2 separate regions of the Homo sapiens genome follow, and region 2 is linked to region 1. A link is a contact called in ENCODE Hi-C or POLR2A ChIA-PET data. All regions are on one chromosome and are shown on one strand. The core of a region is the stretch at or near the end of the contact, and the rest is flanking DNA. Distances in the headings are between cores, read along the strand shown. Region 1 holds the start of TAOK1 (TAO kinase 1). Region 2 overlaps MYO18A (myosin XVIIIA).

Region 1 (7,305 bases), core at 4,423-6,922:
TTTTATAATAGGAAAACCTGAAGAATAATTTTTAAAATCCAACCATTAATAGTAAGTACGGAAATCGGGCCGGGTGCAGTGGCTCATGTCTGTAATCTCAGCACTTTGGGAGGCCAAGGCAGGTAGATAGCTGGAGCTGAGGAGTTCAAGACCAGCCTGGGCAACATGGCAAAACCCCATCTCTACAAAAAAAAAAAAAAAAAAAAAAAATTAGCCAGACGTGGTGGCATGTACCTGTAGTGCCAGCTACTTGGGAGGTTGATGTGGGAAGAGCACTTGAACCCGGGAGGCTGAGGCTGCAATACGCTGTGATCACGCTATTGCATTCCAACCTGGGCGACACAGCAAAAACCCTGTCTCAAATTCAAAAAAAAAAAAAAAAAAAAAAGTACACATACCTAAAGGCAGGTGAGCATATGTTGGTACTCTGCTTAATGAACATCTCAATTTTATGCGAAACTTTACTAGAGAAATAAAACTTTTTTATTTGTTTCGTTTTGTTTTGAGATGGAGTCTTGTTCTGCCGCCCAGGCTGTCAGGCAGTGGCGCCATCTCAACTCACTGTAACCTCCACCTCCTGGGTTCAAGTGATTCTCCTGCCTCAGCCTCCCCAGTAGCTGGGGTTACAGGCACCCACCACCATGCCTAGCTAATTTGTTTTATTTTTGTAGAGACAGGGTCTCTCTTTGTTGGCCAGGCTGGTTTCGAACTCTTGACCTCAGGTGATCCGCCCACCTTGGCCTCCCAAAGTGCTGGAATTACAGGCTTGAGCCACCACACAGGCTTTTGTTTTTAGACAGTCTCACTCTGTCACCCAGGCTAGAGTGCGGTGGCATGATCACAACTCACTGCAGCCTCCATCTTCTGGGCTCAAGCAATCCTCCCACCTCAGCCTGCCAGGTAGTTAGAACAAGCACGCACCATCACGCCCCACTAATATTTTCATTTTTTATCTTTTGGAGACAGGGTCTCACTATGTTGCCCAGGCTGGCCTCAAACTCCTAGGCTCAAGTGATCCTCCAGCCTCAGCCCCCAGCATGCTGGGATTATAGGCATAAACCACCATGCCTAGCCCATGCTAATTAAAAAAAAAATTTGTTTTTGTAGAGACAGGGTCATGCTATGTTGCCCAGGCTGCTCTTGAACTCCTGGCCTCAAGCAATCCTCCCACCTCAGCCTCCCAAAGCGCTGGCATTACAGGCCTGAGCCACTTTGCCCAGCCCAGAAATAACACTTTTTTGAAGGGATTCGTTCACATATGATCCTCATCCAAACAGCAACCCTCAACTAATATGTACCAAAAATGCTCCTCATTTCTAAAAGATTAAATTAGTATGAGTGCAATTAATTGTTATAAGTAACAGAGACTAGTGAAAACAAAACAGAGATACAAATGAAAAATTAAGTGATTTTAATATACAAATAAGCCAAATGCAAAACACAGACTTTATTTCCAGGTGAAAGACACGAAAGACAGATTGATCTCAACTCTAATTTCAATGCCAACAACTGACCCCTAGATATCTTCTGGATTTACTAAATATTCATGTCTATTAAGAACTGGCAAATTTGCCGGGCACGGTGGCTCAAGCCTGTAATCCCAGCACTCTGGGAGGCTGAGGCGGGCAGATCACAAGGTCAGGAGATCGAGACCATCCTGGCTAACACAGTGAAACCCCGTCTCTACTAAAAATACAAAAAATTAGCTGGGCTTGGTGGCAGGCGCCTGTAGTCCCAGCTACTCAGGAGGCTGAGGCAGGAGACTGGCGTAAACCCAGGAGGTGGAACTTGCAGTGAGCCGAGATCGTGCCACTGCACTCCAGCCTGGGCGACAGAGCAAGACTCCGTCTCAAAAAAAAAAAAAAAAAAAAAAAAAAAAAAAAACTGGCAAATTATTAAAATAAATCATACTCATGGTTAGTTATGAGCATCCAGTCTTTCTAGTATCCTGTAACTAAAGAGTTGCTTTCTTACTGTTAAAATGGCATCGTAACATGGGCCCAAATATCATGTATACACCTTGTTATACAGAAAGTTTATTTTATATCAACACCCATTCAATTACTTGCCATATCCTCACTTCTCCCAAAATCGACATTATAAAAAATACGATAATTATTTTCTATTCAGTGCCCTCATACTTCTGATTCTGTACATTGCTGTACTTCTTTAAAACCTCTCAGAGTTTAAATTTGTTTGCAATACTATCCTTTAGTTTGGAAGCAATGTTTTGTTACTGTCAAGATAATCTTAAACTATTAAAAGCCTTTAAATCCAGCTGATTCTCAGAAATTCTTCCACCTATAAAACATGAGAATTATAACCAAATTAACAAATCAGATATCAGAATGCCAAAAATTAAGTCATTAAAAGAGAATCCAGTGAAAGAGCCAGTTGTGAAAGAACAGGAAGTGATGTACACTGCCATTTTGTAGATGAACTATTTAGAAACATAAGAAGTGCCATACTAATCTAGAATCAACTCAGACTAACAGCTCTCAGCATTTTCTTTCTGACAGTGGCATCAGAGGTCATCTGAAATAACCCTCAGGCAATTTTTCCTTAATAATGTATTTATCTAATTGATCATGAACATACTTTTCCACTTTTAGGCAACATTCCTACCAGCTATGAAAAAAGAGAGTTGTTTTTTTTTCAGTTGTCCTTAGTTATAGCATGCTGAAATATAGCAAGTAAATAGTTAACCTACACCCTATGTAAATCCTTTAAGTTTTGTAGCCTCTATTGATAAATCCTCTCTGCCTACAACTTCCCAAGGTAAAAGCAGTCACTCCTTACTGAGCAGTATGCTTCGATCAACACATGCTAGTATATATGAAATAATTATCAACAACAAGCCATAATACGGAGAATCAGACTTCCTGGCATAATTTGCCATAATGGAGAAAACTCTACATATCAACAACATGCAGCTTTGTCCCATGAAATAAATACTCAAATGAATAGTGTTATTTCAATGAATTGAGATGACCATTAAAAGGGAATAAAGAAAAGAGAATTCCATCTTCTGAGAAAAAAAAATAAAACTTATTTAACATACCATGTCTCCTACATCAAAATCATGATATAAAATGACAGAAACTAAGTTAGTGCCTAGCGCTACTACTAACACCTTTAAATCCCTATCTTAAAACAGGTTTCAAAATGCAACAAACACACCAAAAAAGCTCTATTGGACAACATTTAATGACAACATAAAATGTAGATGGCATTTGAAGTATTTAAAAATAAGTCACTAAGTAGAGCTGAAAACACTAAATACACCAAAGACAACTCATTATCTGTACACATTTTAGTCTTCTTCTTCACTTTGGGAAAAAATTAATTCTATTAATAGTCATATGTGGAATATTTTGAAATCACATCACCAGTATTTACTAAACACTTGAAAAAAATGTATCATCAGTACATGGAGACTTGAAAACTACTCTTTGGTCACAAAAAGCACTTGGCAGCACATTTCCAGAATGTTTAAATTTTTATTTCTACTCAACTAAGAACAAAACCAACAAGTACTACTGTAAACCAGATAAGATGATCTGCTTTCAGACAAACATGACAGGTAGCAAAAGAAGTGAAAAATGACTGACTACAGAAAATAGATCATAGAATAATTAGGCAGATTAATAAGAACAAAGAAACAGCTGCAGAAAGGTTTGTAACCTTACCATTTTAAAAAAAATCCAATTTCAATATTATACACAACAGTATCAACCCTAAAAATTCACAGCTTAGGGAGAAATGCCCTGAATCAGACAGGCTGTCTGTATGTAATAATTGTTAATAATTTTTTTTTTTGAAACGGAGTCTCGCTCTGTCGCCCAGGTTGGAGTGCAGTGGCACCATCTCGCCTCACTGCAACCTCCGCCTCCCGGGTTCAAGCGATTCTCCTCCCTCAGCCTCCCGAGTAGCTGGGACTACAGGCGCGTGCCACCATGCCCAGCTAATTTTTTGTATTTTTAGCAGAGACGGGGTTTCACCGTGTTAGCCAGGATGGTCTCGATCTCCTGACTTCGTGATCCGCCCGCCTTGGCCTCCCAAAGTGCTGGGATTACAGGCGTGAGCCACCGCGCCAGGCCAATAATTCTTCATGAACTACAAAAGTCATAGAAAAAGAAAAGGGAAATGAGGATGAGGAGGTACAAAATTATTTTATTTGAATTCTAACTAAAATCCAACCTGCTCACAAAAAATGTCAATCCAGACATCTCTCAAAAAGAGAGACATCAAAACTGTTCTAACAGGAGAGGTGTCCCTCTCGAGAGGCCATATCCCCCAACAATAACACCAGAACAGATACACTTCCCATGGACAGATCTCAGGGGAAGAGTATTAAAACGATACTGTCGTCGATTTAAAACCAAAGGAAAAAGAGTAACCTTTTCAAGGGAAGCGCCATTACTTCCCTCTCCTGCTCCCCCTCCCTTCTGTGTATACATGGGTCTGTGTATGAAGAAACTGCCTTGGACTTCTGCAGCATTGCAGTAGACTAGAGGATGGGGAAGGGGGAAGGGTACGGGGAGAGAAACGCTTCCATCGCCCCTACAGAAGAGGGGTATAGATTTCCTGTGCTAGGGGGTGGAATCCACCCAGCAAGCCACCCAGAGCAGTCTCCCTTCCCAAGAATACACAGACACTACAAAGGAGAAGAGGAGCAAAGGCACCAGAGGGGAAGGGGACCTCGCGCCTTTAAACCGGGGTGCACATCAACCCAGTCTCCCTGTGAGGGCCACACCTTCCTCGAAACATCCCCCTTCCACCACCCCTTCCGGTGACCCTCAGGAAAAAGGAATGGAATTGCTCTCGCCCCTTAAAACCGGAGGGCGCCCAGCTCACCAGCTTCTTCACCCCACCCACAGAATCACAGACCCTCCTTTTCTCCCTCCCCCACCCCACTCCCACATCCCTTCTTCCACACACAGGCCCGAGTGGGCCGAATTTCCCCGCCCCCCTCTATATCCCCCTTTCCCAAAGCAGAGGTGCCCTTACCCTTTCGCCGACAGGTCTGGGGCGGAGCAGGCAGGCGCAGCCCCCTGCAGCGCTCCGGTAGCCGCTACCCTGGAGGGTGAGGAGTGAGGAGGAGGAGGGGGCCCGGCGACAGATCGCCGCCCCCCACCCCCGAGCCCCAGCAAGCCGCCCAGCCCAAGCTCTGCAACAAGGGGCGGCGGCGGCGGGGGGTGGGGGGGGGGGCGAGGGGACGACCGGGGTCGAGGAGGCGCCCTCAGCGCTTGGGCTCAGTTAAGATGGCGCGGGGAAGTGCCGGGAGCCGTCTCCGTCGCCGCCTCGGGGGAACCGGCCCGGGCCTCGGCCGCCTCTAGTCCTCACACAGCCGAGGCCCTCTCGGTCCCCCGCCGCGGCCCCTCGGCGGGCGGGCCCACGCGCAGCCCTCCGCCACCAACACCACCCCTGGTAAGGAGGCGCTCACAAAGGGAAGAGAGGCCGCGGGCCGGCCGGCGGACGGCGGGGCGGGGTCCCCCGGGGCCGGGAGGCCTCAGATGTTCGCGAGTGCCTAGTGCTTTCGGCCCGCGAAGGGCGCAGGGCGAGCGGGACCCCTCCTCTCTCCTCAGGCAGGCGGCGGCACCGACTCAGTCTCTTTGCCACCCTCCCTCTCTCTCCCCGAGCCCTGAAGCCACAGAGCCCGGCCGCTGCCCAGCTTCCCCCCCTTTACCCGACACCACTCCCCTCCTCCAGACCGTCATCCCCCGTCTCCGATCTCGCGAGATTTTCCGCCTGACAGGCCGGACCCTGCGCGAGACACGACTACATGCGCGCGCGCGCGCCCTCACAGGAGCGCGCAAGGCTTGCTACGGGCAGAGTTGTCCCGGTGGCCCGGAGTTCCAGCCTCTGTCCAGCATGGCCTCACTGAGTTCGCGGAGCTTCTAATGCCACGCGGGCGTCAGGTGCATTCATTTCACCCCGGAGATCTGAAGAAGAAGAGTTTATCTGCATTCCCCTTCCTTCCTGCTTCCCACCTCCAAAGCCCGCCACTGATCCTGCGAATAAGTTTGCCCTGAAGTGTGGAATATCCCATTCCTGCACAACTCGGTTCTACACCCCCTCCCCCGTGGGATTCAGAGGTACACTGGGCAGCGCAATCAGTATGCAGTTGAGTTTTTGAGATTCTAATAGTTGATACTAATTCTTGGAACGACAGTAAGACTTGGAAATACAGATCTAAGCCACCCTATATATTGGTGATGTAGAAAAGAGATAACTTCTTGAAAAGTGTCTGTGGGTTTAGTAGGTTGAGTAATGAGAAGTTTTGGAACAAGAGCAGCAAACAAACTAAAGACTCCTATGCAAAGAAGAAGTAGAGTTTTTATTCTTTTATCTCAAAACTTTTTTTTTTTTTTTTAGGGAAAACTCCCTCAGTACTTATTCAAGAACCTAAAAGTGTAAGGCCGGGCGCGGTGGCTCACGCCTGTAATCCCAGCACTTTGGGAGGCCGAGGCGGGCGGATCACGAGGTCAGGAGATCGAGAGCATCCTGGCTAACACGGTGAAACCCCGTCTCTATTAAAAGATAGAAAAAAATTAGCCGGGCGTGGTGGTGGGCGCCTGTAGTCCCAGCTAGCTACTCGGGAGGCTGAGGCAGGAGAATGGCGTGAACCCGGGAGGCGGAGGTTGCAGTGAGCCGAGATTGCGCCACTGCACTCCAGCCTGGGCGACAGAATGAGACTCGTCTCAAAAAAAAAAAAAAAAAAGAGAGAACCTAAAAGTGTACACAAAGTGTAGTCATAAAAAATCTTGGTTCTTTAACCAACAAAACGACTGAAATAAATAAACCTGTTATATGAGTTTCATGAATAAAAATTAACTCTGGGCCGGGCCCGGTGGCTCACGCCTGTAATTATAGCACTTTGGGAGGCTGAGACGGGCGGATCACCTGAGGTCAGGAGTTCGAGACCAGGCTGGCCATAGTAGATCTGTGCTCCAAGGAAGGAGCATGTTGATCAGACCTAAGCAATCCGTGTATACAGTGTATGTATGACCTTCCTCTAGTCTGGCTCAGGGATGGGCACATGATCCAATTAGAGCCAATGGGTACAATAAGATTTTCTCTGGCTTTTTGGGAAAGAAACTTTCTTATTTTCTCCCAAAAATGTAATATATATATTGAACTCCCAAAATGGAATCCAGTGGTGTGATCCTGGCTCACTGCAACCTCTGCCTCCCAGGATCAAATGATTCTGCTACCTCAGTCTCCCAAGTAACCGGAACTACAGGCATATGCCACCGTGCTGGCTAAGTTTTGTATTTTTTGTAGAGATGGGTTTCGCCATGT
Region 2 (7,741 bases), core at 1,201-3,700, 270 kb after region 1:
AGCAGATCAGTTCCAGGAGGAAAGACTGTTTTCTCAAGTCAGGGATCTGGGCTTGCATTCCCAGCCACTCATCCCCTGGGACCTCAGCAAAGTCCCATCTCAGACTTCCTCTGTTGAGTGGGGATAATACAGGTCCAAAATTTCTTCTCTGATACCCTGGGTGTGGCAGTATTTTGGAAATTAGTAATCTTTGTATTTTAGTGCCATACAGTATACATAATGAGCAACAACGTGTAACAAACATTAATATTTCCAAAGCAAAATCTATGAATATTCACACTACAGGGGCATAGAGGATAAACTGCCAGGTTTTGCCGCCAAAATAGTTAAGAAAAATATTTTGTTTGGGGGGGCTTTTGGGATTTTGGAATTGCAAATAAGGGTTAATAAGGGTTTTAAGTAACCAGAAGATTAGAAATGATACAGATAATGCTCCAAGCCGGTCCCTGGCATGGTGGGTGCTCCATAAATGGTAGCGTTGATAGTGGTGCTAATAACAGTTGTTATTGATGCCCTCACTGCCATCACTGCCTTCTTTAGGCCTGGCCAGCATGACCATCTGGCAGCAGGACTCTTGAGGAGCCCTGTGCTTGGATGGCAGATGGGTACAGTGGGCCCCTTGGGATATAGGGGCAACCCTATCTTCCCAGAAAGTGTTCTCTGGGTGGGGCAGGAGGCTGAGAAGCAGGAGGGAGGGTCAGTCCAGCCTCTTTCCCTTGGAAAGTGTTGCCTTCTTGGCTGGCCTCTGAGTTGGGGACAGTTCTCTTCAAGCTTCCCTTTTTTGGACCCTGCTGAGGCCTCCCAGGGTGTGGGAGAGGAGCATCAAGTTTTGCCACTACTTCCCTGTGCTCATGCAGGCTCCTTCTGGCTGGAAGGAGAGGGGTCTGGAGGGTATGGGGGAATAGCCTGAGAGGCCTTGAGGCCCTCCCTGACTGTTACCTCCTGGGACCTGGGGAGCCTTGTTGCTCCCCATTCTTCCTGGGCATTGCAGCACTTAGAGAAAAGCCAGCCGCCGCTTCCCCCACCCACCTGGCCCACTCTGTGAATCAGGGAAGTGCCTGTTCCTGCTCACAGGGAGGAGCTGGCATGGGCATTTTGGGCAGGGTATGGGCAGAACTGTTGGTCGCTCTGGAGAACCCATAAGCAGGTGGGGAGTGTCGTGGTCCTGTTCCCGGGCGGCTGCCCTCCCCTCCCTCCTCCCCGTCCCTCCTCCCCGTCCCTCCTCCTCTCACAAGGGAGGAGATGGGAGCTGAGACATGCCCTGACCTGGAGTTTAGCCACCTGTCACCTGGGCCTGGGGAAGGGTCCAGAGGGCAAGTGGGATAATAGGGCCATTTGGTGCTCAAGATAGGCAGGTGGGAAGAAATAACCCCAGAACTCCCAGGCACTTGTTCTTTTTTTTCTAATCTGATGGTTTAAAAACTCAGATTGCCGCGCGGCTTGCTCCCTGGCGCTGCTCCCCTTCCCTAGTGGGTCCCAGTGGCTTCCTGGGCTGGGAGCTCCGCATGCTGTGGCCTCTCCATTTCTGGGCTGGGACTAATAGTGGTTTAACCTTTAGGCAGGAGCTGCCAAGGTCCAGCTGACCCCCGTGGAAGAGGCCCACCAGCGGCTGGAGAGGATCTTCACAGCTTCTGTAATGCCACTCTTGTGTGTGGGTCCCAGTCCCTGGCCGCCCTCTTCCTGAGGCTGGCGGCAGGACCCTGTGTGTGTCTGTAGGCGCGCTGACCATGAAGATGGCTCCATGGCGGCCTGTGGGCCCTCATGTTGGGCTCTCTCTTAAAGAAATGAGAGAAGTGCTCTGGGGAGAGTGGTTCCTCCAGAGAGCCCAAAGTCCTGTGCATGTGGGAGGGCACCCCTCCTCGCTCAGGGCCCAGTCCCTTTCTCTGGCCACATTGTCCTGCCTCGAGGACATGTGTTGGTGTCAGGGCCTGGCGGGTGGTAAGGAAGGTTGCTGTCGCTATTTTTGGTGACCTGGCTCTCTAGACCCAGGTGGGGCCTGATAACTCCTTGCCGATTTCTAACAGGTAACATCCAAGTCCTGGTTGACTTGCCTTCCTCCCCAGAAAGGCTTTTCAGGGCTTTAAGTAACCAGAGAGGTCACGGCTGGCCACAGGGTTTGCCCACAGTGCCTTTGCTCTTGGGCAGCTGTCAAGTGGTCCCCAGGTTGGATCTAGATGGGGTCGGTGTGCCTGGCTGGCAGAGGTGGGAGTGCTATAGGGTACGTCGGGGTTGAGGAAGAGATTCTAGACTGCAAGCTGCTGGGAGCTGTGTTCTATGAGAGGTGCAGGGCGACAGCTCTGAACACAGCCCTTGGCCTAGGGAGTGGCACCCTTGGGCTGTGTTAGAAGGCAAGGAACAGCTCTGTGCTGGTGGCCACAGGGGAGCTAGGCTGAGAAATGCTCTGGAGATAAGGCAAGAGGCTGGCAGGGGGCCCAGGCCTTGGGTGTGGTGAGGTGGCCTGACCTGGTAGACACACAGAAGAGGGAGCCTGATTCAGAATAGACCGGATGGCCAGCCCAGGAGAGACTGCGGCCAGAGGCAGAGTGGCAGACTCCTGCCCGGGCCACCGGGAATGACTTAGAGGAGCATCTCCTCTGAGAGGCCTGATGGTCACTAGTGTCTCTTCACCTTCCTGGCCTCTCCTTGACTGGGTGCAGTTCACCTGCTCAGGCCAGGTCCCAGGTCCTGGCACCAAGCTCCCCCACCTTCACCCCGAGCCTTGGACAACTAGAGAGTGCCGGCCCACTTGACTCAGGAGCACTTGCTGAAGGGGGCGTGCCAGTGGTCTGCTTATCTTCACCCTTCTTCTCTCTCTCTCCTTTGCTTGCTGTCGGTAGCTGGACTCTGAGGCCGCCTCTCATGCCCACAGCCAGGTAGGGTGCTCTCCCCCCACTCAGGAGCCCTCCGCTCCCTCCAGTGACCACCTAGCCCCACTGGCCTGCACCTGGGCTGGCGTCTGTGCTCGGGCCTCCTGCTGGAGTGTAAGGCCTCTTTCCCCTCCAGGCTCCCACCCTGTGTCTGGGAGGACCCCAGCGGGAGGTAGTGCCGGGAGCTTGAGATGGTGCAGCTCTGTGTCAGGCCCCTGGGGAGCATCTAGACCGAGTGTCGCCCTTCAAGTTGGGCCCATGTGGCATGTGGTTCTCAGCCACTGGAGCCCAAGGGGGGCCTGGTTGAGTTCTAGGTGTTTCAACTCTGCTCACTCTGGAGAGAGAAAGCTGGAAAGGCAGAATCTCTGCCCTCTTCCCAGCCCATGCCTGAACGTGAGACATTCTCTGTCTCCACCTCCTGGCCAATGTGAGAAACCCATTTTCAGATGAGCTTTAAGGGAGTTAGTTACAGGCTATGATGTCACCTTATTCATCAGTCCCCAAATACCTGGCCCATAGAAGGTGTCTATTCAACATAAAGGTCTCCCCTGTCTTATGTGATTTGAGAAAAAATATATATATACAACATTGTAATGATTTTTTTTTTTTTTGAGATGGAGTCTCGCTCTGTCGCCCAGGCTGAACTGCAGTGGCGCAATCTCGGCTCACTGCAAGCTCCACCTCCTGGGTTCACGCCATTCTCCTGCCTCAGCCTCCCAAGTAGCTGGGACTACAGGTGCCCGCCACCATGCCCAGCTAATTTTTTGTATTTTTAGTGGAGACAGGGTTTCACTGTGTTAGCCAGGATGGTCTCGATCTCCTGACCTCGTGATCCACCCACCTCAGCCTCCCAAAGTGCTGTGATTACAGGTGTGAGCCACTGCACCTGGCCATGATTTTTATAGTTATAGTTCTTCAAATATAAAGAACTAGCCTTTTTAATGTCCTCACTTAACACACCAAAATGTGGCCAGCCACGTGGTGATCCTCCTATTCAGAGTTATTTCATGGGTCCATGAAACCCGGAGATCTGGGAGCCACTGGTGCAGCCCAGCCCTCCTACTCCAATCTGGGGAAGGGCCGTCCAGCACTGGAGGGATCTGTCTAAAGCCAGAAGCCAACCTGAGAGGAGAGCCCACGTCTCCTTTACTTTCAACTCCAAGAAATGTGACAAAGAACATACTTCTTATGTTTTCTTATCTTTTCCTGATTTCTCACCCAGGGGGTCAGGACCCAGCCAGTGTCCATGCCTGGGCCTCAGGTTTCAGGCTGACTGTGCCTCACAGCTGGGGCCCTCCGAGAGTGTAGGGGCTCGGGCTAACCTGAGGGTGGGTCCATGCCACTGGGGTGCCCATCCCCCACCCGGGGCACGGGATGACCTTGCTGCCATTTCGCCCACACACAACAAGAGGAGCCCGATGGGCCCTGGGTCCCTCGTCTGTTTCCCCAGCTCCCCCAGACACCGTTTCTTCCCAGTTCAAGTGTCCTTCTTAGAGGGTGCCAGGTTTGACAGCCCCACACCGTCAGTACCTATGAATGCTTATGTCTGAGTTGGTGACCTCCTGAGGCCTCTGGGGGCTTCTAGCCCCTTTACACCACTCCTGTGCCCATCTGTATAACGTGTAAGCCTCTCCCTGTGTTTGACAGGGCAGGGCTGCCCCTACCCCCATATCTCTGGCCGCACTGCCTCGTGCCTTTGTATGGCATTAGCGTGTCCACTAGGTCTGTGTGACAGGGGTCTTTGCTGATGGCGGCATGGAGAAGGAGCAGGGAGGCTGATGTGTGCACCTGGGCACTGTCCCCCGGTCCGGGTAGAGCACCCTCTGGAGGGGAGGGCCAGGGCTGAGGCCAGGGCTCTGAGCCCACCTATCATTCTGTACTGCGAAGTCCAGGCGACTCCCCGCTGAGATCTGAGGACATGCCCTCTCCCAGCTTGGCAAAGGAGGCCCTATCATTTGGATGAAGGGAGAAGCTGGGCACGGAAGATCCTAGTAGCTGTGGCTAGGGTCTAGGGCCTTGGACTCAGGACACTGATCTCCTGGGCTTGACAGGGTGGAGGAGCAGAGGGTGGCTGAGGGAGAACCTGGTGATTTGCTTTCCTGGGGTCTCCTCTTTCCTGGGCACAAGATCCCTGTGTCCCTGTCTTGCCAGACCCTCACTGATGGTACGGTCTCTAGCCTTTGTGTCCTGTCCTCAGGGCTCCTTAGAGCCACCCTTGCCTCCTAGCTTCCCCACCCTCTTTCCCAGACACCTCTGATGTCCCTGTGTTCTGTGTCTGTCACCTAACTCATTCCTTGCCCAGTGGCTTGTCTCAAAGCCCATGCCCTCACTTGTCTCCCCTCTACGGCTGTCCTTGTCCCTGTCTTCCATAGCAGGGCCTGTTTATTCTTCTCTCTCTCTGACAGGCGAAAACAGAAGAACAGATTGCAGCAGAAGAGGCCTGGAATGAGACGGAGAAGGTGTGGCTGGTCCATAGGGACGGCTTCTCACTGGGTGAGTCTCAGAGGGTCTGGGGGCACATGTCAGGACTCACTGGTCTCAGGGCTGGGCAGCGAATGTGCCTTCTGCATCTGGTGAGGGCTGAGCAGTGAGCAAGGAGAGGCTGGTGATGCAGTGGGGGGGAGGATAGGACCGAGAAGTTCCCAAGTGGAGTAGCAGAGGCTTCCCAGGCCCATCCCAGCTGTCTGTCCCTCCCCTGCAGCCAGTCAACTCAAATCTGAGGAGCTCAACTTGCCTGAGGGGAAGGTGCGTGTGAAGCTGGACCACGATGGGGCCATCCTGGATGTGGATGAGGATGACGTTGAGAAGGTAGGTGGGCAGGGGGCTGGGTGTGGGGGAGGAGGCTCAGGAGTGCACTGGGCAGGGCAGGCCCATCCTCTGGCAGCGGAGATGGGCTCTGCTGCTCTAATACCCACCCGCCTGTCCTCCCACACAGGCTAATGCTCCCTCCTGCGACCGTCTGGAGGATCTGGCCTCACTGGTGTACCTCAATGAGTCCAGCGTCCTGCACACCTTGCGCCAGCGCTATGGCGCTAGCCTGCTGCACACGTATGCTGGCCCCAGCCTGCTGGTTCTTGGCCCCCGTGGGGCCCCTGCTGTGTACTCTGAGAAGGTGCAGCACCCTCAAGGCTACCCTGCAGACTCCTGGTCCCACCCCCTGCCCTGGCTCTCTGCCCTTCCCCTGTGGCACCCCACTGGGCTCCTGTCCACTCTCACAGTTGACCTTGGGAAGAGGAGTCATTTCAAGAGATGGGGGACAGGACCTCCCCACAACCTTTGATGGAGTCCAGGACTTAGTGTCTTCATTTCCATGCATGGCCTTGGCCTTGGAATCCCTGGGCACTACAGGAGGGAAAATCCAGAAAGATGTGGACCTTGGGGGTGAGGGGTGTCTTAATGGGATCAGCTAAGAGCCAACCCCTTCTCTCCCTTGCTCTCCTGCCCAAGGTGATGCACATGTTCAAGGGTTGTCGGCGGGAGGACATGGCACCCCACATCTATGCAGTGGCCCAGACCGCATACAGGGCGATGCTGATGAGCCGTCAGGATCAGTCAATCATCCTCCTGGGCAGTAGTGGCAGTGGCAAGACCACCAGCTGCCAGCATCTGGTGCAGTACCTGGCCACCATCGCGGGCATCAGCGGGAACAAGGTGTTTTCTGGTGAGGCAGGGACAAGGGAGAAAACTGAAAGTGGGGTGAGGGGAGGGGAGTGAGGAGAGAGCACCCTCTTAAGTGCCAGCTCTTTTTCTCCCTGGCCTTTCCATCCCCCCGAAACCCCTCTGTCCACGGGCAGTTCTGGTCTGAATGGCCCCAAGCCTTCATACCTCTGGGGTAGCTCCTAGCTGGGGGATAAGCTGCCCCTGGCTTTCCTGATATCCCCTTGGGCCTGTATTCTGCAGTGGAGAAGTGGCAGGCTCTGTACACCCTCCTGGAAGCCTTTGGGAACAGCCCCACCATCATTAATGGCAATGCCACCCGCTTCTCCCAGATCCTCTCCCTGGACTTTGACCAAGCTGGCCAGGTGGCCTCAGCCTCCATTCAGGTGAGAGTGCTGCCCAGGACTCGGGGTAGTAGGACACAGGCCACATGATTTCATGACCTAGACATCAGGCTCTCTCCCATGCCTCATTTTCCTGGGATTCTACCCTAACAAAATTGACCCAGGCATGGGCAGGGTTGGCCTGCACTATCCAGAGGCATCACCATTCTGCCCTCAGGGCCTCCTGCCCTGGATGGGGCCAGTCCAGCTTTCTGCCCAGTTCCCTTCACTCTCCCAACCCTGGGGTTGTCCTAACTCTACTGCTGGGCCTCAGCCTTACTTCCCACTTTCTGAGATTCATGCTCGGGGCTTCTCTCGGGCCGATTTCACCTAGCAGAGGACTGGCTTGTCAGTAAAGTAAGGCCCAGCCAAGGCTGATTCCCTCCCATGCTAAATACCTCACCACAAGCTCCCATTTCCAGAAGGCAGGCACCTGGGGTCTGGGCAGAGCAGCAGGGCCCCTTTGGGAGCTGGGCCTGTCTTCTTCCACCTCATTCTGGTTTCTGTCCCCCATTTGATCCTAGAGGGATCTGGTATCTGATTGAGCACCTTGGGAATAAGATGCACCTGCTTAATTGAGCCAGATGTGGTAGTGCACGCCTGTGGTCCCAGCTACTTGGGAGGCTGAAATGGGAGGGTCACTTGAACCTGGGAGGTTAAGGCTGCAGCGAGCTGTGATTGCGCCACTGCACTCCAGCCTGGGCAACAGAGCGAGACCCTATCTTAAAAAAAAAAGACTTAAAAAACAAGATGCAGGTTGGGTGCGGTGGCTCACGCCTGTAATCCCAGCACTTCGGGAGGCTGAGGTGGGTGGATCACCTGAGGTCAGGAGCT

What was found. A loop is a pair of places that touch in the nucleus more often than their neighbours do. ChIA-PET counts read pairs that join two places held with the same protein, here RNA polymerase II (POLR2A). Pooled maps may share reads with other maps.
Region 2: a loop to region 1 is called in a pooled map, with 2.7 times the contacts of the local background. The contact joins the enhancer-like site here to the promoter of TAOK1 in region 1. A Hi-C loop is called at or near these places in 1 of 37 single-sample maps with no recorded cell type and 3 of 50 pooled maps. POLR2A ChIA-PET finds 5 or more read pairs at or near these places in 3 of 52 experiments (A549, AG04450 and activated B cell).

The regions. Positions count from the first base shown.
Region 1 is chr17:29,388,730-29,396,034 of GRCh38, reverse strand. TAOK1 (TAO kinase 1) reads right to left here and starts at 5,672. Exons shown (of 20, transcript NM_020791.4): 1 at 5,011-5,672. MIR4523 (microRNA 4523) reads right to left here and starts at 5,373; the gene lies at 5,305-5,373. RefSeq lists enhancers at 4,267-4,506, 5,667-5,756, 5,877-6,116 and a silencer at 5,157-5,626.
Region 2 is chr17:29,119,785-29,127,525 of GRCh38, reverse strand. It overlaps MYO18A (myosin XVIIIA), which reads left to right. Exons shown (of 42, transcript NM_078471.4): 3 at 5,273-5,360; 4 at 5,569-5,675; 5 at 5,803-5,979; 6 at 6,315-6,528; 7 at 6,768-6,910. Among named protein-coding and RNA genes, the nearest start is that of MYO18A, 57 kb to the left of the region's middle. RefSeq lists an enhancer at 1-49. Within about 2 kb of position 2,450, at least 14 of the 41 ENCODE cell types and tissues checked have a DNase peak (open chromatin) inside an H3K27ac peak, as active enhancers do.